Linked DNA regions of Homo sapiens: region 2 is linked to region 1. A link is a loop called in an ENCODE intact Hi-C map of the cell type or tissue named here. Cell type or tissue: heart left ventricle. All regions are shown on one strand. Each heading gives the region's core, and the rest is flanking DNA. Links, peaks and the distances in the headings are about the cores only. Region 1 overlaps EGLN3-AS1 (EGLN3 antisense RNA 1). Region 2 overlaps EGLN3 (egl-9 family hypoxia inducible factor 3).

Region 1 (11,055 bases), core at 1,960-9,959:
AGGACTATAGCTGGATGGGGAGGACAGAGTTTGAGGCTTGTTTAGAAAAGAAGGTCAGAAGCTCTCACTGTAAGGAGGGGAGGCATCATGAGAGCATTGGACTCTTGACGGGGTGAAGGGAGTAAAGCTGAGGGCATGGAGAAGTGGAAGGGGTGTGGAGAGGAGCGATTACAAAGACAAAATTCAGCTAAGTTAATGGAGCCAGGTCCTTTCCTAAAGCCACATCTTCCCTCCCCAACTCTGCCCCAATCAAGACTAGACTACATACTGCAGGCATCCTACTCAAGAGAAAAGAGCCTGGATTTTCAAGCCACCATAAACTCAGAGCAACTCCCAGTCCTACCATTTACCAGTTGACTAAGTTCATTGACCCTTCTGAACCATGGATTCCTCTTCTATAAAAACAAAACAGAAACAAAAACTCTCAAAACAAAGTTGTGAGGATTCAGTAAGATAAGGCAGGTGATAGGCCAGCTAAGTGCCCAGCTTCTAGGAGGTGCTCAGATCGCTTAGTTTTTCAGCCAGCTTTCTGACCTCACACTAAGTCCACAGCCTCTTGCGCTTTTTCCTATCTAGTTTTTACATGTAATTTATTACATTCAATTCAATTCAACAGAGATTTTATAGAATGCCAAGCACTAAACTCTGGGGATACCAGAGGATCAGGTCCCCTTGCTCCCCATGGCCCCCCAAAACTTGTAGCCTATATAGGAGACTAAAGATTAAATATGCAGTTACAAATGAACAATGAACATTCCAATAAGGGAAATACAGGAGCTGTCAGAACACAGCTCTCACATTACACAATAGATGTAAAATGAGCTCTATGTCATTTATGCTAAATGTCAAGACACAGGAATTAAGCACTTCCACAATAAAAATCTAGGTGGATACCTCAGTAGAGCAGATTTTTATGTTGGTGGTAGTTTCCAAAGTTAGCACATAACTGAAAGCAGTCACTTGAAAAAAAATCCCTTAAATTATCCATAAAATAGTGTATACATGGTTTTCGTGTACAAGTATGCATTGCTGTGTGTATGTAAATACGTAATAATCTACACAACAGATAATTGACAAAGAATAAATATGCAAAATATAAGTTTACAGATTTTACTACACAGAAGAAACCAAAAGTGAAATTAGAAAAAGTTTGCAAAATCAATGTTCTAAAAACTTCCAGTGGAAATGCATGTTTTGTTTTGATAACAAATTCTAAAGGGCCAGGACACAGCTGCAAGGCCAAGCACATTCACACTCTTCAACCACCCTGGGCTTTTTAAAAGTGTGAATAAAGGCAGTAGCTTCAGAAAATCATTCTTTGGTTCTCTTAGTTGTTAGACTTCTGTAGGAGCCTGTCAATCTTACAGAGTATTAATAGAAAGAAAATTACCACCCCACCCCACCCCCCCCCCCCGCAAAAAAAACCTTATTGCCTTTTATTTTTGGACAGGTTATGGAATCACAAAATCTCAAGGTTGTAAGGGAACCGAAAGAGCACTGGTCCAACCTGTCATCATATGTTTCAATCCCTCCCAAGGGATCAAACAGTCTCTACTTAGATATTTCCAGTAGCTAGAAACTACCCCTTCCATCTTAGAACACCTCCAGCAGTAATTTAAATGCACAATTGCTTCAAAAATTTAATACATCAAAATTATGTGTTGCAGGAAGATCTTCCTGGCAGGGATTCACTTTAAAAGTATTATGAAGAATTTACTCTGCAATATTCTTAGTGTATAAAAGGGTCATACAGACTAATAAGAAAATCGCTAAGATCTCAATAGATAAGAAAAAATGTAAATCATCACATTTGTATTTAAAAGTTCAGTCAGCTGGGCGCAGTGGCTCACTCCTGTAATCTCAGCACTTTGGGAGGCCGAGGTGGGCGGATCACCTGAGGTCGCGAGTTTGAGACCAGCCTGACCAACATGGAGAAACCCCATCTCTACTGAAAATACAAAATTAGCTGAGTGTGGTGGTGTGTGCCTGTAATCCCAGCTATTTGGGAGGCTGAGGCAGGAGAATCACTTGAACCCAGGGGGCAGAGATTGTGGTGAGCCGAGATTGTACCATCGCACTCCAGCCTGGGCAACGAGAGTAGAACTCTGTCTCAAAAAAGAAAAGGTCAGTCTACCTAATTTAATAGGCAAAAAATTATCCCACATTTTAATCCATTAAATAACAAAGGTCAAGACACATTGCACCAAAAAAGCAGTGAGATATAAACTGATGGTAGAACTGTAGATTGCTACAACTTTTATGTATTTCATTTTGGCAATATTCATTTGTCAAAGAATAAGCCTAGAGGTTTGTTGTCGTTGTTGTTGTTTCATCACAGCTGAGTCTACTAATTTACCAGGCAAGGGAACACAAACCAAAACAGAAATTTGCAATGTATCCCTGTTAGGGAAATGTCAGGGGTTGCTTTTTAAGTGCTGGAGAGAAGTGCCTGATGATTATTCTAGTTAAGCATTGACAACTAGCATTCTAGACAGTCAGTCATTTAAACAAGTGTCACTGTCTGTGGTCAGGAAAGAGTTTTCAATCAGGTCCTGTGTGTGGGTGGGGCCCGGGGGGGTTCCTTAAAGTTAATGGTCAGCTTTAGCAGGTTAGAACCAGCTGGGATAAAACACAGTCTTTAGTTTTGATATTCCTAAGCAAGAAGGGAAATTTCTTCCTTGTTTTCTTCACTCATTCAACAATGCACATTAAGGCTGGGCACGGTGGTTCACACCTGTAATCCCAGCACTTTGGGAGGCCCAGGCGGGCAGATCACTTCAGATCAGGAGTTTGTGACCAGCCTGGCCAACATGGTGAAATCCCATCTCTACTAAAAATACAAAAAACATTGGCCAGGCATGGTTGTACGAGCCTGTAATCCCAGCTACTCGGGAGGCTGAGGCAGGAAAATCTCTTGAACGCAGGAAGCGGAGGTTGAAGTGAGCTGAGATCTCGCCACTGCACTCCAGCCTGGGCAACAGGGTGAGACTCCGTCTCAAAAAACAAACAAACAAACAAACAAAACATGCACACTAAGAACCATCTCCATGCTGGACACTGGTAATACAGCAGTAAAGCAGGCAGAGATAGTTCCTGTCTTCATGGAAATTGCCACCAAGTAATGTGATCTTGTCATGAAAATGTTTATATTATTAAACCTAAAAATTTCACTTTAGGAAGCTTATGTTAAGGAGATAATAAGCTGGTCAAATATTTATACACAAATATATTCATTGGAGTATTGCTTAAGCCAAAAAACAGAGACAACCTAAATTTCCAACAGTAAGGGAATTGCTTAAAAAATACATAATACATTCATAAATTGACTATAAAAGGTTTAATGACATGGGAAATGTGTACGATATAATATTAAGCAAGGCAAATAATATTTTCAAGACATAGAATGTGGCCTCAATTATATTAGACATTATATAAAATAAACTTTTAAAATACTTGGTTGCTGATCATGGTGGCTCACATCTGTAATCCCAGCTCTTTGGGAGGCCAAGGCAGGCAGATTGCTGGAGTCCAGGAGTTTGAGACTGGCTGGCTAACGTGGTGAAACCCTGTCTCTACAAAAAATACAAAAATGAGCTGGGCATGGTGATATGCACCTGTAGTCCCAGCTACAGGTCTGGCTAACATGGAGACACCCTGTCTCTACAAAAAATACAAAAGTTAGCTGAGCATGATGATATGCACCTGTAGTCCCAGCTACTCTGGAGGCTGAGGTGAGAGGATGACTTGAGCCCAGGAGGTCAAGGCTACAGTGAGCTGTAATCACACCACTGCATTCCAGCCTGGGCAACAAAGCAAGACCCTGTCTCAAAAATAAAATAAAATAAAACAAAATGAAATACTTCGAAAGAAATATACCTCAAATGCTAACATTTTATTGGTGTATGAATGTTGTATTACGGGATTTTTTTTTTCTTCTTTATATTTTAGTGTATTCACTTTTATGAGAGTTTGTATTAATTTTATAATCTAGAAAGAATTTGGCAAACATCCCCTCTGAAAAAAAAAATCAGAACAAAAACTACCCCCAAATAGGGAAAACTCTACAAATGGCTTAACTGTGTATACAGTCAAGATCCTATAACCTAGGTCTCTGTATCTAAAGGCAGAATTTACGTGTGAATTAATCTCATTTTTGTTTCTGCTGACTCCATAGAAACTGTGCTCTCCATGGCTTCCTCAAGATGAGCAAACAAGAGTGATACAGATTTTTCTGAGATGGACAGTGCCTCTCACTGACCCCGCCCCCAGTATCCTACGACCAAGGAAAAGAATCTCATGTGTCATTTCTGTGGGCCACGGTAGTTAAGGAAACTCCATGTATTTTCATCTGGAGCCTCACAGCAACCCTGACAAGTGGCTAAGTGGGGACAATGTGAAGCTCGGCTGCCCTTCCCCAAGGCCCTGGTCTTGACAGTCCTCAGGGGCTGGAGGCCCCCCTCATCCATGTCCCCACAAGATTTCTGTCCATGGCACCCAAGGACCCACTCAAATGGTCTTGAATGGACCTGAGGAAGACTGGCGAGTTATTGGTTTTATAAGCACAGTTGTGTCCGTTTACATCTACCAGAAGGTACAGGGATATGGCGAGAGTGAGAAGACGTGACACCTGTTAATACAAACTCTCCCCTTTAACTTGTCTTTCCAGAGAACACAGAATGGGAGACACCGCTAAAACAGGCCACGTTAGCACTAGAACTGATAAACTGAGAGCTAGGTTCTAGATAGAAAAGTTACGATGAAACATCCTCATCATTGTCAACAGATGAATATCTAAACCTCAGCTTTGATGTCCTCTGCCAAATGGATTGGATGATGCCTGCCCTTGCCACTCCACGGGGTCTTTGGGGATGAACTGAGCTACAATGGCGAGGGAGCGGGTGGGATACTAACTGGCCCTTCCCCTAGATAGGAGGCCATCAAGTGCAGAGCCAGAGACCGGCCCTGGGCCTCCGCAGGCTCCCCCGGAGCCAAAGAGAGGCCAAACCGAAGCGCCCTGCCCAAGGCCGCCCTAACGCGACTCTGGCCGCTCCTGCCTAGCAGATACCGGCTGGTGCCCTCGCTTCGGATGCAAGATCCCAGCTCTGCTGCAGCTTTCGAGCCGGAGGGACAATCGAAATGATCAAAAATGCCCGGCGGGCAGCCTTGGCGAGCGCGCGGCGGGGCGCGGGGTGAAGTCTCGCCAGGGCGCGCCGCGGCGGACACCGAGCCACACGCACTGTGCCTGCGCCCGCGGCCGCCCCGAAGGTAGTCGGTAACTGCGGCGGGCGGCGGCCGGGGCTGGACAGCCAGCCCCGCCCGGCAGGCTCGCAGCTCACGTAGCGCTAGCGTGAGTCAGCGCGTTCCAGCGCAGCCCCGGGCCGAGGGAGGGCTCCCGCGCGCAGCGCCAGCAGCCCGCACGTACCGGCCCCGGGAGGGGGCGCCTAGGTGGTTCCACTCGCGGGTGCCCTGTGCCCTGCAGTGTCCCCACGCCCCAGGTTGTCCCCCTCGAAAGCCACGTGGGCGTGGGGCTCGCCTTCCCTGGGCGGAGTCCCCATCGGTGCCTGCCCGCCCGGAAGTAGGGGCGCGAGGGTGACGGGCAAGACCGAGCCCGGCCCGTGATTCTTCCTCAGCCGGAGCTCGACCTTCTCCTTGTCCCTTGCGTTTCCTTTCTTTGAACCACACACTCGCTCGCTCACGTTTGTCCCGACTAAGTTGCCCCCGGCCCCCGCAGCTGTCATGAAGATAGATGGAGAGGTAGCTGCGAGAGCCCAGCCTCGGCGGGTGGTGCCCAGGGCGGACTGGGGAGACTAAAGACAGTAAAGGGCGGGTGGGACTCGAGTCCTCTATCCACCTAATCTCACATGCAGTGGGACTTATCATTCCAGTCGGTCTGCATTTCCTCAAATCTGCACCTGTTTAGTTACGACAACCAGCTTTATAAAAGGAAGCGGCCTACGTGCCTGACAGCTGAATGACGGAATTAGAAGTCATTCTCTACTAAATGTGTGAACATAGCAGGACCTCCGCTTAAGTTCTAGACCTACAGGGTTGCAAGTCTGGGCCTCCTGGGGGCAGGAAAAAATTCCAAGTCCTCCTTTGCCCCTCGGTAAAATGTTCTTTCACAAATTAGAGCCAACGGCACATCTGTGATGTGCCTATGTCACTTTTTCAAAGCCTTGCTCAGGGGTTGGAATGTCGTGGAGAGGGAGACGAGGTGGGTGCTTATGAAGGGAAAGAGATACATGGGGAAGGGGGAGAGGAAACGTTGATTAGGAAAGGAGCTTGCAGTCATGAGTAAAGTGACTGACAGAACGTTATTGAGCCTGTCATGGAGATCAGGCACTATTTGGGCACCAGTGACGCAAAATAAGTGGCTCCCCGTGGTCCCTGCTCTCAGGGTTACAGATGAGTGGGAGATATTAACTAAGTAGACAGTGAAACATGAGGAAGACTTAGTATGACGGTTCAGCACCCAGACTTGGGAACCAGGCTGTGCAGGTTCTGATGCTGGCTCTGCAATTTACAGACCGTGTGATCTTAGCCAAGTGAGTACCCCCATCTGTCCTCACCTTCTTGTTTTGGAAAATAAAAATGGTGAAAACGACTTACTTTTTAGGACATTTCAGAGGTCTAAATACATTAATACAAGCAGAGCACTGGAATTCAGTAGGCACCGAATAAATCTTGTTAATAGAATAAATGGAGGAGATACAGGCAGGGGCTGCCAAGCACAGCAGAGCAGGCTGTATGCTGTACAACTCCAGAAGACACGTTCGTAGAAGTGAATGGAGCTTTCTGGAACTGTGCAGTGTGGTGGTCCTGAGTATGAGTGATGTCTATTTTAGCATAGTTCATAATAGGAAAAAATGGAAAATTCAAATGCACTTATCTATAAATGTGGTATGTTCATACAGTGGAGTACTATTAGAGCTATTAAAAGGGATCAGCTGCATCTATGTGTATCAAAATCTCAAAAGTATATTGAATGAAAAACAGCAAGTTGCAAAATGATACATGCAGCATGATGCCATTTATAGAAAGAAAATGTACATACACACAAAAAATCCCATATATATATATATATATATATATATATATATATATATATATATATGCTGGAAAAATACACACCAAACTTAAAGCTGTCTTTGAATGGAAGGGGAGGAATTCAGATTTGAAATGGTAGTCATAGGAATTTAGCTTATTCTCATATTGTAATAATTGTTTCAAAGAACAATGTGCTTATATATCATGCAGTTTTTTATTTTAAGGAATAGATATAAAATAAAACTAGAAGCAAATATGTCAACACTGGCTAACTGTGGGTTGCTGGAATATGAGTAATCATTATTTTTTCATTTGTACTTTTCTGAATATTCAAATTAAAAATAATTACAACCTTGCAGGTCAAGTGCTATGCTAAAGGTGTAAAAGGGATGGGCCTGGAGAGCATGTCTCGGGTGAGGCTACGCTTGTACACCCACAATCTTCGGTCACAACAGAGAATGGAGCAAGCTCCCCAAGACCCCTCTGCTCTAACCCCACCCTGGGGCGGGCTGGGTGCCTCTGGAATGCCATGGCTGGCCAGGGTTTCCAGACCAGGGCTGTCCTGAGCATGATGCTGCTGGCGACCATGCTTTGCAGGTTCTTCTTTCAATCCTTACCCTCCCTAAAATATGGCGTTCTGGTTGGTGCCTGAGGGGGAAACACCAGATGATAGTAGAACCCTTGAGGACAGGGAACCATCCATGCTCTACAAGTGGGTCACCTACAATTCTGAAAATTAACTGAGTCATTGAATTCAACGCAGCAAGTAAATGGTAAAGGTGGAAATGGAAACCATATCCACCTTATATCTATGAATGTCTACTATTCTCTGCCTCTGTGCAGGACCCTTTCACAGGTGTTGTCCTCTTTTGGAGCAGCTCAATGAATTGGTCAAGATTCCAGGCTTTGTAGTTGCTCAGACCTAGGCTCGAGTAGCCAATGACTACAATTTAGGGCAAATCACTCAGTTTCTCTGACTCTGTTTCCTCTTCTGTGAAATGGGGATAACAGTGGTGCTGGGGGAACGGAATAGATAATATATGCAAAGCACTTAGTACAGTGGCCTCCCCAGGGATCCCCCAGTAAATGGTGGTTAGGTGTCCATCAGGAAGTGGGATCTTTTGATAACAGATGGATCCTGTTTTAAAAAGGAGATTTTTTTTTTCTTATCCTATAACTATCCTTTACCCTAGTAAAGGGTTAAATCGCTGTGTAGGAAAAGAATGAAAGCCTGTGTCTCTCAGTGAGGTGGGACTGAGCTTGAAATTGACATTCTACAAGAGTTTGACTAGGAACTGTTGTTTGGAGAAGCCCACCCTGCCCCACTTAAAAAAAACCAGTGGTGTTTTTGTTTCTTAATAGCTAAATCTACCCACTGAAAGCCCCAAACAGGATTCTCTTACATTTAAAAAATTAGCCTGACACACCAGTGCCTTCTGAAAGAAGCCGTCCGAGCTTTTAAGTCAAACACACTAAGAATTCCTTCTTTCTCTCTTGTTTGCTTTCTCTCCCTGGCACCCATAGACAAAAGATGTCTCAGGGATTTTTAACTCAGTTATGCTGAAAATCCAAGATTTAAACCTGATTCCCAGCTGCTCCTTTAGAACGTGTTGCACGAGAGATGTTGTTTAGTCCAACTAGCTGTGGGGAGGGGTAAACACACACTGCTGGATGGTGGGACGTGCAGAACGTCAGGGGAACATAACCAAACAGAGTTAAGCATGTGCTGTGACTAATAGAGGACAGCCTGGGGTGTGTCTGTCGTGAGAGAAATCACCTCCCCACTGGGCCCCAGTACCTGAGAGAGGCCAGGAAAATAGCATCTGATTCCCAGGCAGTGTTTATCCTGCCAGGCTGCATGTGGCTTCAGTTATCACAGCCATGCTCTTCTGAGTTGCCTCCTGTATTGGTTCTGGAAGGGGTGCTGCCACAGAGGGTCTATGCAATCTCTCCGGGTGAGCCCCATATCAAGGAAGCCAGGAGCCTACCGCAGAGCAGGACAGAACACTCCCACATCCCTGGCCCTGGCCTGAGCAGAGATGTCCAGACACTTCCCCAGGCACCTGCAACCCAACACTCCTCCCTGTCCTTTCAACACGGTTTGGCTGGGAGTATAGGGAGGCTCCCAGCAAAGTCACCATGACTGGCACGAGTAACCTTACCTGCATGTTCCAGGACAGCACTAACCCCTTCAACAAATGCAGTTTGTTGTATTTTTCAAAGGAGAACAAATTTTACTGGTGGTGGAGATTGCATTTTTCATGTGCGTTTTTGCTGGTATAGAAATAATACATATAGGTTGCAAAAAGAAACTTGGATGAAATAGAAATATACGAAGAAGGAAGTATCATCACTCCTGTACAGCGTTGAATAGTGCTCCCCCATGATTTATGTCCATCCAGAACCTGTGAAAGTAACCTGTGAATGGAAATAGGATTATTGCAGATGTATCAAATTAACATGAACCCTGAATCCAGTATTACTGGCGTTCTTACGAGAAGAGGAAAATTTGGACACAGGCACACAGGCAGAATGCCAGGTGATGACAGAGGCAAAGAATGGAATACTGCAGCTACAAACCAAGGAGCACCAGGGATTGCCGCAAACCACCAAAAGCTAGGAAGAAGCAAGGAAGGATCCTCCCCTGGAGGCTTCAGAGGGAATATGACCCTGCCAACACCTTGATTTCAGACTTCTAGCCTGCAGAATTGTGAGATAAATTTCTGTAATTCCAAGTTACCCAGTTTGTGGTAATTTATTAACCAGCCCTAGAAAACTGATACAGCCCCTAAATCCACCAATCAAAGTTACACACTGTTTACATTTTAATATATGTCCTTCAATTCTTTCTATAATGCATCTTATAAAGTCGGTGTCGTTTCGAGGTGGGCAAGTCTATGCAAACCTACCCCAAAGTCGGAGGAAGCTGAGAGGCTAAAGAAACAGGCTGACAAATCCAGTTTCTTAGGAAAAAATATTTAATAAGGACTTTTTTTTTCTTTTGAGACAGAGTCTCACTCTATTGCCCAGGCTGGAGTGCAATGACACCATCTTGGCTCACTGCAACCTCTGCCTCCTGGGTTCAAGCAATTCTCCTGCCTCAGCCTCCCGAGTAGCTGGGATTACAGGCCTGCGCCACCATGCCTAACTAATTTTTGTATTTTTAGTACAGATAGGGTTTCACCATGTTGGTCAGGCTGACCTCAGGTGATCCACCCACTTTGGCCTCCCAAAGGGCTGGGATTACAGGTGTGAGCCACCGCACCCAGCCTTAATAAGGACTTATGAACAGAAGCCACGTCTCCAGCCATGGTGGATCCCAGCACCATCCCCCAGAGCCAGGGATTACATACAGTAGGGGAGGGGCACAAGTGCTGCAGAGGACATGCCTAGAAATTTGCCCTAAGGGCAGGATTTATGACAAGTGGGTGTTCTTAAACAAGGTACAAGAGATAAGCTGGAAATCTCAGAAGGTTTCCCAGAACTGGGGTTATTCAGAAGCCAACATGGTGGATTAGCATCCGAGGAATTGCTTTGGCCTCCACAGGTGTCCAGTTGCCTTCGTCTGGGAAAATTTCAGCTACAGTTCTAATTGACTTCAGGCAGCATCTACTGCTTTTCCAAATAACTAAGTAGCTGGGAGAATACTGAGGAATGCGCCCTGAGTCCTCCCACCATACCCCCAAACTCAGAGCCGGAGGTCTTAGACATCTAAGGTGATGATGTCCCTGCCATCACCTCCAGGTGACTGTGCAAATTATTCTGGGAGGAACTCTTTCAGGTGGCCTTACTGGCTGATGCATCCAGCAGGGAATATGTGCCAATCACACTTCTCTACCCTCATGTTCTAGGGCAGTGACAACCTCAGCCATGGAACCTCCTTGTCCTGAACTTTCCCCAGCTCCAAAAGGAGAAGGTCAACCGCAGGCTAGATTTCTCTACTGGGACAGATCACTGACACTCAGCTGGATTTGTCCTATACTAGCCAGGTGCCCGGTCACCTACCTT
Region 2 (11,055 bases), core at 1,460-9,459, 120 kb before region 1:
GTCATCCTTAGAGCTCAAGTTAGGCTGTTAGCTTGAACATCTTTCAGAAGGTGAAACTGTGAGGCGACGTCAGCAATGAAGATTTAACAAATGATGGTACCACTAAGCAAAGCATGGCTTGAGGAAGGGTGATTGGTAGCAAACAGAATTGATGGGCCTAGCAAGAGAAGAAGAGACAAATAAAGTCACCTATAATGACTAAAGAATTACCCACCCCTGGAAGCAGCTATTAGGATTATAAGAGCCACCACAGAGCCAATAATGAAAGTCGCTTAAGCCACAAACAATTACAGGCTGGATTCCCTATTATCTCAGGCTCCCCCCACTGAGTGTGTCTGAAAAGAAAAAGTATGACATCAATGCTATAATCTTATATGCTTAAACAGCTCTTCTCTAAGGAAAAGGTCAGTGGTCTGGATGCCTGCCATAGTTCACTCTGCAACTAACTGTGATCCCAGGCTGTCTCTTTCCTATAAAGAGGGGATTGGGTTACGCAGCTGTCAAAGGCCCAAGAAGATCTAAGACTTGATCTAAGCATCAACCCTTGAAAAAGCAACATAGTTCTTCAGGTCATTAAGGAGTGTTTCTCTGCCTCAGAACTCAGCTCAGATTAAAATATTGAAAAAAAAAAAAAAGATGGATACAAACTCACAAAAGTAAATCCTCTACCAAATGCCGCATCTATAAAACACACAGAGACAAAGCCAATTCCAGAGGACTTACTATTAGGACAAAACCCCTACATGTCAGCAAAGTATCCGACTGCTTAAGAGGGAGGCAAAGAGATAATTTTTCTGGCCAGAGTGAACATTCACCCTCTCTCCTGGTTCCAGAAACCACATGCATCAAGTTGGAAACAATGGAAGGAAATCATTTCGAGCATCAGTGGGCCAGTTGAGGCTACATTTGGCCAATTTTATCAGTGTGTTTTCTGGATGAGTGCCATAGGAGATGGGTCTTTGCTTGGGCACATTCCCAACTATTTGCTCGTCTTTGACAGGGTCTAAAACCATGAGGCTAAGGATGCACCGAGAAGCAAGCCTGACTTCAATAACTAGCCATTCACTTCTGTGCCAATTTGTGCACGGGGCAGTAACAAACTCCGGAAACAGATCAGTCCAACTGAGTTGCTATCTAAACCTCATCAAGCCGGGGAAGGGATTTAGTGTTTAACAGAAGAGAAGTCTTCAATGCTTTATTGTTAAAAGAACGGGCCAGAGTAATTTAATGATCATATAACAAACATGCCAAGCAATAAACTGACACATATCAAGAGGATGCCTACTTTAGTACAGGCTTTTTATTTTCTAAAACTTCCTGACTAGATTAATATTTGAAGTTTACGCAAGTTTAACACAGTAGTGTCATCTACAGCAGCACATACAGTATAGTCCTATAGTTCTATTCTTGGATATACTGATAAATCCACATGTCCCCTTACACATTTACCGCTCTGTCCACTGACATTATATAGTGTACCCACCCCACCTCCCACCATCCCCATTCCCAGAGGCCTCTCCTTAGCTCTGTAGCAATAGGAAATGAGTGGAGAGGTGAATCAGGCCGGCCCAGGCTGGCTCTAGACCAGAATATGTGCTCTAGACACGTATGCAGCCATGTCCAGACAACAAACGTATATGTATCCTTTGAAGATATACACAGATATATAGAACCGTAACAGTCAAAACCCAGTATAAAAAAGTGGTCCCCAAATGCCACAGGTGGAAAAGGAAACAGTGGTTCTGTTAAGAGTTACCAGTGAGCTGACTTCATAAAAAAAAAAAAAAAACCTATCTCATCAAGTCCAAAGGTAAAGTTGAAAAATAAAAGTCCAGGATTTCCATTCCAATGCCTAAACAGAATGCTCTTGAATGCCATCAACCGCAGCTTGACTGCATGTAAAAACCATTTCAAAAACTTGGCATCAGTGACCTCCACCATCCACTAGGCAATGATGATCATTTTTCAGACCCACAGGTGAGAAGGGGATACACCCACCCTGCCGTTACCACTTCTCTGCTAACAGTTGCAACATGTATTTTCATAGAAATGTATTTTACATTGCTCATGATTTGAGACAGATTCACTAGTATGACTCGATCTTGAACAAGTTATAATAAAGTGGCATTTTATACAAAATTTAACTCACCAAATTAAAGTACTAATTAGATCTCATTTTATTTGCAAAATTTCCAATAAATGAAAATCCATTGTTTAAGATTTGTTGAGAAAAGCGTGATTTCAAAACTATCTGGTTGAAGGAGCTTTAAACTAGTATTCTGATCTACCGACAAATGCTAGATCCCCTCCAGCTGCTAAGTAGAAATACCAGCCAACCTTTGTAAGGATTCATTTTGAATTAAGCATGGTCTTGAGCAAAGCGTACTTTGAATAAAATGCAACCTAAGTACGGGATAATCTGCATTTAGCTCATTTACACCTTGGTTTCTTCATCTGTAAAATGGGTTTATGCAGACTCAGGGAGATAATCCATGTAAAATGCTTAATGCACGGCCTGGCACACACTAAGTGCTTAATAAATGTTAGCTATTTTTAAAGATGATGTGTTATGTTTGTCTTCCCCTCAACTGAAGCTGTAGAACGTCTCTTCTTCAGAGACCCAATTCTACTTAAGTGTTTTGTAGTTTTGAACCCAGGACTGGCAAACTAAAATAGCTTTCGATGTTTGCGAGTAACAAATGATTGAAGCCAATCCGGTATACATGAGTCAGAACTCTGGTGTGTGTTATGCCACCTACACTGAGGGGACTTGCTGTTATTTTCAATGAGAGCAAATCTTCAGATTTTATGAGAGTAGCAGGCAATCAGATCTTTATGTAAACTCTCCTGAATATTGTTGATCCCAATTTTTTAATCAGGGCTATAAATAAATACACACACACACACACACACACACACACACACACATATATATATATACACACACATATATCAGGCTATATTTTGAGATCACTGTGTGAGGACTTCCAAGAAGTAAAGCTACTTTGAGACAGCTGCTGAGTGGGCACCTTCCCCATCTCTCTCCACCAGACTCAAACACATCCTATCCAAAGACAATGCCTCATCCTGAATGCCATCCACATTCCAATTGCATCCTGACACCTCGCTCCATCAAGTCCTTCCCCCATGTCCACCCAGTACAGAGCAACAGAGGCCCAGGATCCTTCCCTTCTCCACCATAAGGCACAACGACACAGGCACAACAACACAGACAACTAGATGTGTAAAGAGTTGGGGGCTGGGCGCGGTGGCTCACGCCTGTAATCCCAGCACTTTGGGAGGCCGAGGTGGGTGGATCACAATGTCAGGAGTTCAAGACCAGCCTAACCAACATGGTGAAACCCTGTCTCTACTAAAAATACAAAAATTAGTTGGGCATGGTGGCGCACGCCTGTAATCCCAGCTACTCAGGAGGCTGAGGAGGAGAATTGCTTGAACCTGGGAAGTGGAGGTTGCAGTGAGCCGAGATCGCACCACTGCACTCCAGCCTGGGCGACAGAGCGAGATGCTGTCTCAAAAAATATAAATAAATAAATAAGAGTTGGGAGGAAATACATGAGACCATGCACCTTCTTTTGCTTGGAAAAACAGCCAAGCAACTCATCACAATGTAGACTGTGATAGCTGAAGTTTTCTGGCCAGAAATGGGTCTCATTTATATTCGGGTGACAACAGCCTAGGTGACAAACTTGCCAATGTTTTTAGTCAGCTGTGGGTAGAGGAGCTGAAGGCTACACTTCCAGGGCTATTTTTCTAGGTGGTTTATGTTCAGCACATATTTTAACACACGCCTTGACTGTGGCCAGTGAGCAGGGCATCCCCATGATCACATACTTTAGGTCCTGCCTTCATCAAGGCACCCTGCTGATGTAGGGGCCCCATTTGGTAATTCATCTGAGGGAGGGGAAAGGGGATTAGTAGCTGGAACAAAGGCACTATATGTGCTAGCAGCAGCTCTAGATCTGAAATTCTCCTATTTAAAAAGAAAGAAAAACCAAAAAAACGTTTAGGTATTCAAACTGCTATATGCAGGCATACTGGAGGAAAGGCTGGAGAAAAAAAAAAACAAAACCTGAAAGAGACATGCCCTTTACAAGTTTTATTTAAAAAAAAAAAAATCTAAAGACAAATTAAGCCAAAATGTCCAATTCCATTATTTTCCACTTGGCTCTGACAAGGAGTGAGAGAAAAGAACTCAAAAAATCATTTGCAACTTAAATCCGGAGGACATGAAAAGCAAACTGGAATTACTACTTCAACCTTCTATCATCTCCCTTGTTCAGGGATATGTGATCTTCAAGGACATTTTGTGGGATCTACTGTTGTCAAGTAAATTAAATTCCTACAGAACAATGTTCACAGGGCCTCTTTACAAGACGATGGCAACTATGCAAAGCTTTCTCCAAGTTTTAAGAAAATGTCACTGCAAAAGTTCACATTTGCTGCCAGCTGGTCTTATCCTTTATACAGAATTGAACAAAAAAGGTCTCAATGTGATGATGAAGCAGTGCTAACTTGTAAGTATTAAAAGTGCTTTAGAATTTTTAGACATTCAAACTTCACCTAGACGGGCATGAAGAAAATAGTTGTAAGCAAACGTGAGCTCTTAGAAAAGTAAGAAATTTTGTGTAAACTGTCATCAGTTACCTTGGCATCTTGCTGGTCATCTTTGTTGTTGGTTAAGAGCAAGCCTAGCTATTCTATTTCCTGACTTCTAGTGCCTCTAGTTACAGACTGATGTAATAAAATGAGGGGGAAAGAGAAAATACACTTTTGGTGGGCCATAACACAAGCTGTGTCCAGCCACCGTGTTCACCTTTCCAAAGCTTCAGCATCTCACCAGACCATTTGGAAGATTCAGAATACCAGACAAATACCTGTCAGGTAGGTAATCCTTTCAATAAACCCCAAATTATTCATGAAAATGTTTTTTACTACTCTACTTCCACAATGCAGACTACTTCTGCCCTCCTCATTTGTCCTAAATCCACACTAAAAATAATTCCTCTCGCAGAACCTACTTACCCAGAACACTGCTACACATGACCTCTCTCCCAAGGTAGAACAACGGTCATCACATACCTACACCTGAATTTTCTAATATTGTAGAAACTTCAGAACTTCTGAAAATAAAAAATAAGAAGTAATAACCGACTCTCGGTTGCTCTAGTGAAGTGGGTCTGCCCACACCCTCCTGGCCAGGTGAGAGCACCGTGCCTGAATAGCAGAGAATTTACCATTCTCACTTTAAAACCTGTCCTCAGATGAACTTGGTCCTAGCTTCAGGATCATTAACTACCCAGAGCGTGGAAGCATCCATCTAGTTCTCCTGGGTCAGTGATGATAGTTCTACCAGGCACAATAGCCCTTTGAGATTCTTACATTAAAAGGATGTAAGAAATATGCACGCACACACAGAAGTCTGCACGAAATTCTAGGGGGTTCAAAGGCCTCTAAAGTTGAACTGTGCGGGATCAAGATTCTATTCCAGGAGATCCCGCATTTCATGCACGACCTTCTGAGTGAATCGCCCTCCCCCAAGAAGCCACTGAAAGGCTCAGAGGCCAGGAATTTAAGAGACTATTGTCATTCCTTTCTGCATTGTGGTTAATTCTTCTCCTTGGAGGGGATTCAGCCAGAGCCCATGCAATTAGGCACAGTAAACAGGCCCGGCAACATCGCCATATTAATACAGGGTGTTTGGGTTTGGGCAGGCCGCCCTTCCCGTGGAGGACTGGCTCTAAGCCAGCAGGGTGATGGCTGAGTGACAGGGCTACGTGCGCTGCGTGAGGGTGGCAGCCAGCCCACACCCGAGCACACCGCCAGGCAGCCTGAGCTGGGAACGGACACTGGGAACCATCCCCCTCCCCCATCTCTACCCCAGTCACCAGAGAAATGTTTTCAACCGGGCTTCCTCACAATTATAAAATCAGCAAAGGTCAGTCCAGCCCAGGGATAAGGACATCAAGACGCATTTAACCATTTCCTTTCTGATGCCTTTCCCCAAATATTAACAGCTGCTGTTTCCTGAGAATTCATGTAGCCCGGTGGCATTTTGCACATATCTTGTTTAATTTCCTGGTTACTGGGAAGGTGAGCAGCAGTGTGTGCCCTGAGTCACACCGCTCCAAGTCCTTGGTAGAAGTCATTAACCCTAGAAGTTACCCTATGGACCTAGAAGTTATCACAGGTATTTCTATAGAGAAACATAATATTCGACTTCCTTTGATATGAGAAAACAGCCTTATCAGAATAATAAAACATCACCTATGGCTCTCTAAAGGCTTTGAGCATAACAGAGACAAGGAATACTTGTGACTGCAGGCTCATCAGAGAATGGAATATTTGAAATTTTCATCTGAACTTAATCCTAAAGTACTTAAAGAATCCATAACTCAAAATAATTGGTAAGACAAGACTTTAATAATGGATAATATATGAAAAAACGAAGTTACCAATCAAAATGTCATGAAAAATGCCTTGAAACAATCATCTTTTTTTTTTTTTCTTTTTTGAGACGGAGTCTCGCTCTGTCACCCAGGCTGGAGTGCACTGGCGCGATCTCGGCTCACTGCAAGCTCTGCCTCCCGGGTTCAGGCCATTCTCCTGCCTCAGCCTCCCGAGTAGCTGGGACTACAGGCGCCCGCCACCACGCCCGGCTAATTTTTTGTGTTTTTAGTAGAGACTGGGTTTCACTTTGTTAGCCAGGATGGTCTCTATCTCCTGACCTCGTGATCCACCCGCCTCGGCCGCCCAAAGTGCTGGGATTGCAGGCGTGAGCCACCGCGCCCGGCCGAAACAATCTTAAAACAGGAGAAACCTACATATGCATTTCAGCACTTGGAAAAACAGATCTGCTGAATGAAAGAAATGACACACAGCAAGTTAGCGTAGATTAGAACTCATGAAATTCAGTGGCTATATTTATTTACTAAACAAACATTTGTAAAGCATTTACTATGTGCCCAACACTGTTCTGTGTGCTTCACAAATCGGACCTCCTTCACACTCCCTAACAACCGCATGAAGTAGGAACATTATCTCCATTTTACCGATGAGGAAATGGAGGCACAGAGAGCTTAGGTAACTTGCCTTTTTGAACCCAGTTGGTCTGGCTGAAGAGTGTGAGGTCTTAAGACGTGCTTTACCAACTCAGTTTATCTAATGTCTGACATTAGCAAATTCACCCCCACCTCATTTTTGAGGGAACTAAGATCTTTGGTTCTACTTGAAATATTTGACTCCACCTACCTCATCCTTGCCTATCACCCTTCCAGAGTGATAGAAAAATCACAAAATACAAACAATTGCAAGAATTTTTTTAAAAGAGTGTGCTTGGTATTCAGTCTGTAAACTCAAAGATCCAAAGGGGGAATTTTAACAAAGGCAAGAGGCCAAGAAAATTGACCCTACTTGTCCAAGTCATCTTGTCTTTGCTTTGGTTATTCCCAGTGCAGGTCAACCTCAAGCCCACCATAAAATCTCTGTAGCCCCTGCAGGGTCCACATAGGCCTCAAATGCAGTTGTCTTGCCAAAGGCCAGACATTCACCTCCATTCACCATAACAGGAGGGAACTGGTTCCAAAATTTGCTTCAATTCTAGTTCTGGAAAATTAAATATGCTGGTACAAATAATAGGCTATAAATGTGAACTAAAAATCGTTTTTTGTTTTTTTTTTTAGTTTTAGCAATAAATAATCTAATGTCTGATCAACTGACCTCTGACTTTCTTGTTAACAGGGAAACTGTAGGAAGATACGCCACCATCCCTATCTAATCTCTTCTTAATGCATTAACTTTACTCAATGGTTCTCAAACTTTAGCATGTATGAGATCACCTGGAGAACTTGTGAATTTCTAACTCAGGAGGTCTGGGGAGAAGATGAAGAATCTGCATTTACTGCATGTTTCCAGATAATGGTGATGCCTCTTATCCAGGGACCACAGAGAACCACAGCCCTTATATGGCAAAGTCGAGAGTTTTTGTGCAATGCCTCACCCTAAATGATAAAGGTAAAGAGGAATTAGTCAACTGCACTAGTTAATTTGGGGAGCTGAAAGTGGGTGGGTAGAGCAGTAATGAGGAGAATTACTCTGGCAGTTTCTGGCATCAGCTTTGCAGTGTCATTCCCGAAGCTGGCAGGAAACTTTCCAATTGTAACTTTCTAGCATTGCTGTTTTGTGCTGGGCTCTGCCTCTGAGGATTACTGTCATATCAGCGCTGGGGTTGAATGTCGGTGCGAGTCTGCTCTCTCCAGGAATCAAATAAAAGGCACTGAAAGCAACTATTTTCCTTCTCAAATGGAAATGTCATCTCAATGTTAATTCCTTATAATCCTAGAAGTAGACATACAGTATTATTGTGCCTATGTTATAGATGATGAAAGTGGGCTCAGAGAACTGACTTGCCCAAGATCATAGGAAGATGAAATAAAATCTGAAGTGTCCATCCTAGTGTCAAGTGGTAGGTGCTGACCAAATTTAAGTTCAAAAATGAAAACAAGTATCTAACTCATCCATAAAGAAGTGGAAATGGAGGACCATGAAACTTGCCAGGGGCTGAGCTAGGACCAGAACCTGGGGCCCTAAGCCTCGTGGCCCTGGCGTCTCTGAGCCAGACCTGTAGGTATGAGCTGCCAGGATCCAGGTGTGACTCGGGTATTTCTAGGGTGAAACCTAGGATTTCGAAACTGAGAAAAAAAAAAAACTTACAAAGCTAAGGTCCTCCATTGAGATGGTCTCACATAACATGTCACTCTAATAAAATATTTAAATACTTAGGCATCGAATTAGAGACTAAGCTGCAGCCACCCATCTTCCCCCGTCATTCCCCTCTATCCCCCCCAAAAAAAATTCTAGCTTTTTTTTTAACATTCAAATATCCATCAAAATCAAAGTTCCTTTTGAAGATGAAATTAAGCCAACAAGCACCTATGAAGTATAAGGGACTGTTCTAGGCACTAAAAGTATATACAAAGCTTAACAGTCTCTGCATTCAAGGAATTTCTAAGCACACGGTGGACAGCATAAACAGCCCAATAAATCCATGTACTGGGCAGCCTGGATTGAGCCACGACAGAGTTCTGGGGAGCAGAAGGGAAGACTTCAGGGAACAGGCACTAGAAGGCGGTAGAGATGGATTTTTGATGAGTGGAAGACAATGGGGAAGCTCATTATGCCTGGCAAATTAGTTTCTAGCATTTCAGGGACTGGGAGGAAAGGAAGGCAGTGGTGGGAAATTAAGTGTAGAAAGGTCAGATGTGGTCAGATGTAGAGGGCTGTCAAAGCTGGCTAAGTTTACAGTCTTTACAGTGTTGTATAGTAGATAATGAAGAAGGAGCATGGTTGGATTTTTGGATTATTTTGTTTTAAGCACAGAGACTACATGATTAGAATTGGAATTGGGACTACTACACTCTAGCAAAAGTACATAAAATGGATTACAGGAAGAACAAGAACCAACGGCAAGTGATTTATGGTTACAGTAAGTTACTTTAAAAAACTTCCCCCCTCAAGGATTTTTCTACTAAGAAAGGGCCCCTCAAGGATTTTTCTACTAAGAAAGGAAAGAAAGTTTAGTTAAAAAAAAAAAAAAGACAACTTGAGGTTCTATAGTGAACCTAAAAAGTAAAACTAAACAAAGAAAGCACAATAGGCCCTTCTCTAGCAATACTGCATGTTCTTGCCTGAATCTTCAATATTTTGTGTTTAAAAGGGGTTTTGTTGGCCTGGCCTGGTGGCTCACACCTGTAGTTTCAGTACTTTGGGAGGCCTGGGCAACATGGCAGAACCCCATCTCTATAAAAATAAATAAAAGGGTCCCAAACAGTATATCCTTACAGCTTCCAAGCAATGCTCAAATGAAATTATCCTGACAACTTCAAAAAGATGGAACTTCAGGGTCTCACATTAGAATAAAAAATAGATGTTATTGACACCTGGAATTGAGTTTTTCATTTTGTTTTCTTCCCACTGACAAAGAATTGAGGTTACTATCATATTATTTGATTCTTTGTATTCTGGAATTATTTTTGTATGGCAACAATAAGTATTTTGGCCTCATTTTGTAAAGAAAAACTAATGTTTAATATAAGATAGGCACATGTACTCCAGAACTTGAGAATCATTGTACCTTCTAAAGAATCAAAAATTAGCTTGATTTAATAAGGAGGTATTGACACTGTACTGAACACGGAGAACACTAAGTAACAAGGTACCAAATGAATCCAATACAAGATGTGAAAGCCTGCATTATACACCAGCAAACCCAGGGTCTGTAAGGCTGGGATTGTGTTAGGACCGGGGCAGGAAAACGTAGTCACTACAGACTCACCAAAAACAGGGACAGAAACTCACCCACAAATCAATATCAAAACAAGATGCAAAATTAAAGTAAATGTCATACCGGTTTAAGATGGAAATAATCGAGAGAAAGGGGGTACAAATTCTATGTATAATTAACCAAGACAACTAATCTTGCTTGGCAAACAGACACATAGCACTGAATCTGAGCCCAATCAACGGCTCCTGGCAATCTGCCAAAGCTGAACTCCTTAGTCTGGCACCATCAAATGATTTGTCTGTTGTATTTACAATTCCAGTGCCTCTGGATTCAGCTACCCACTGGGCACCCCTGGCAGATGCCCAGCAAAATAGATCTGAACTATCATTACTGTCAGAACATGTGCATTTGACAAACACTAGAGAAAAGCGACACCCGTTTCTTAGAGCAATATCACTTAACAACTACAAAGTGCTGCTACCAAGGAATTGTGGAGTCTGTTGCCGTAATAATTAACAAAAAGTTAATAACCTTCTCCATAATGTTAACCTGCAAGCTACTTCTTGGTCTTCAGTGGGCACAGATCAAAATGTAATTTAATTTACCTAGGGCTGCAAAGTTGGGTCAAAAGCAGAGGCCTTGCCAAACCAAACATGGCCCACAGGTGAGCAGCCTTCCAAGCTTTATCCGGAAGTACACAAGATGCTGGCAGTGCTTAAACTCTGCTCATTAGAGGTTGGGTAGAACGCCAC

What was found. Peaks named below come from ENCODE experiments on the same cell type or tissue, not always from the same donor. Only the 100,000 strongest peaks of a DNase experiment are listed, where the experiment ranks them.
Region 2: a loop joins it to region 1, with 2.4 times the contacts of the local background. A loop is called at or near these places in 17 of 110 quality-filtered maps.

Annotation. Positions count from the first base shown.
Region 1 is chr14:34,054,958-34,066,012 of GRCh38, forward strand. It overlaps EGLN3-AS1 (EGLN3 antisense RNA 1), which reads left to right. Exons shown (of 3, transcript NR_184209.1): 3 at 4,175-7,405. The region is part of intron 5 of LOC102724945 (a long non-coding RNA gene); the gene reads right to left. Among named protein-coding and RNA genes, the nearest start is that of EGLN3-AS1, 21 kb to the left of the region's middle. RefSeq lists enhancers at 327-376, 4,860-5,361 and a silencer at 5,260-5,619. In heart left ventricle, for the core only: a CTCF peak has its summit at 5,425 (motif pointing right); DNase peaks (open chromatin) are centred at 5,394 and 9,072; H3K4me3 peaks cover 1,392 bases; H3K27ac peaks cover 4,272 bases.
Region 2 is chr14:33,932,694-33,943,748 of GRCh38, forward strand. The region is part of intron 1 of EGLN3 (egl-9 family hypoxia inducible factor 3); the gene reads right to left. Among named protein-coding and RNA genes, the nearest start is that of EGLN3, 13 kb to the right of the region's middle. RefSeq lists enhancers at 5,271-6,242, 5,873-5,942. In heart left ventricle, for the core only: no CTCF peak of the experiment used is centred there; a DNase peak (open chromatin) is centred at 5,788; H3K4me3 peaks cover 977 bases; H3K27ac peaks cover 4,821 bases.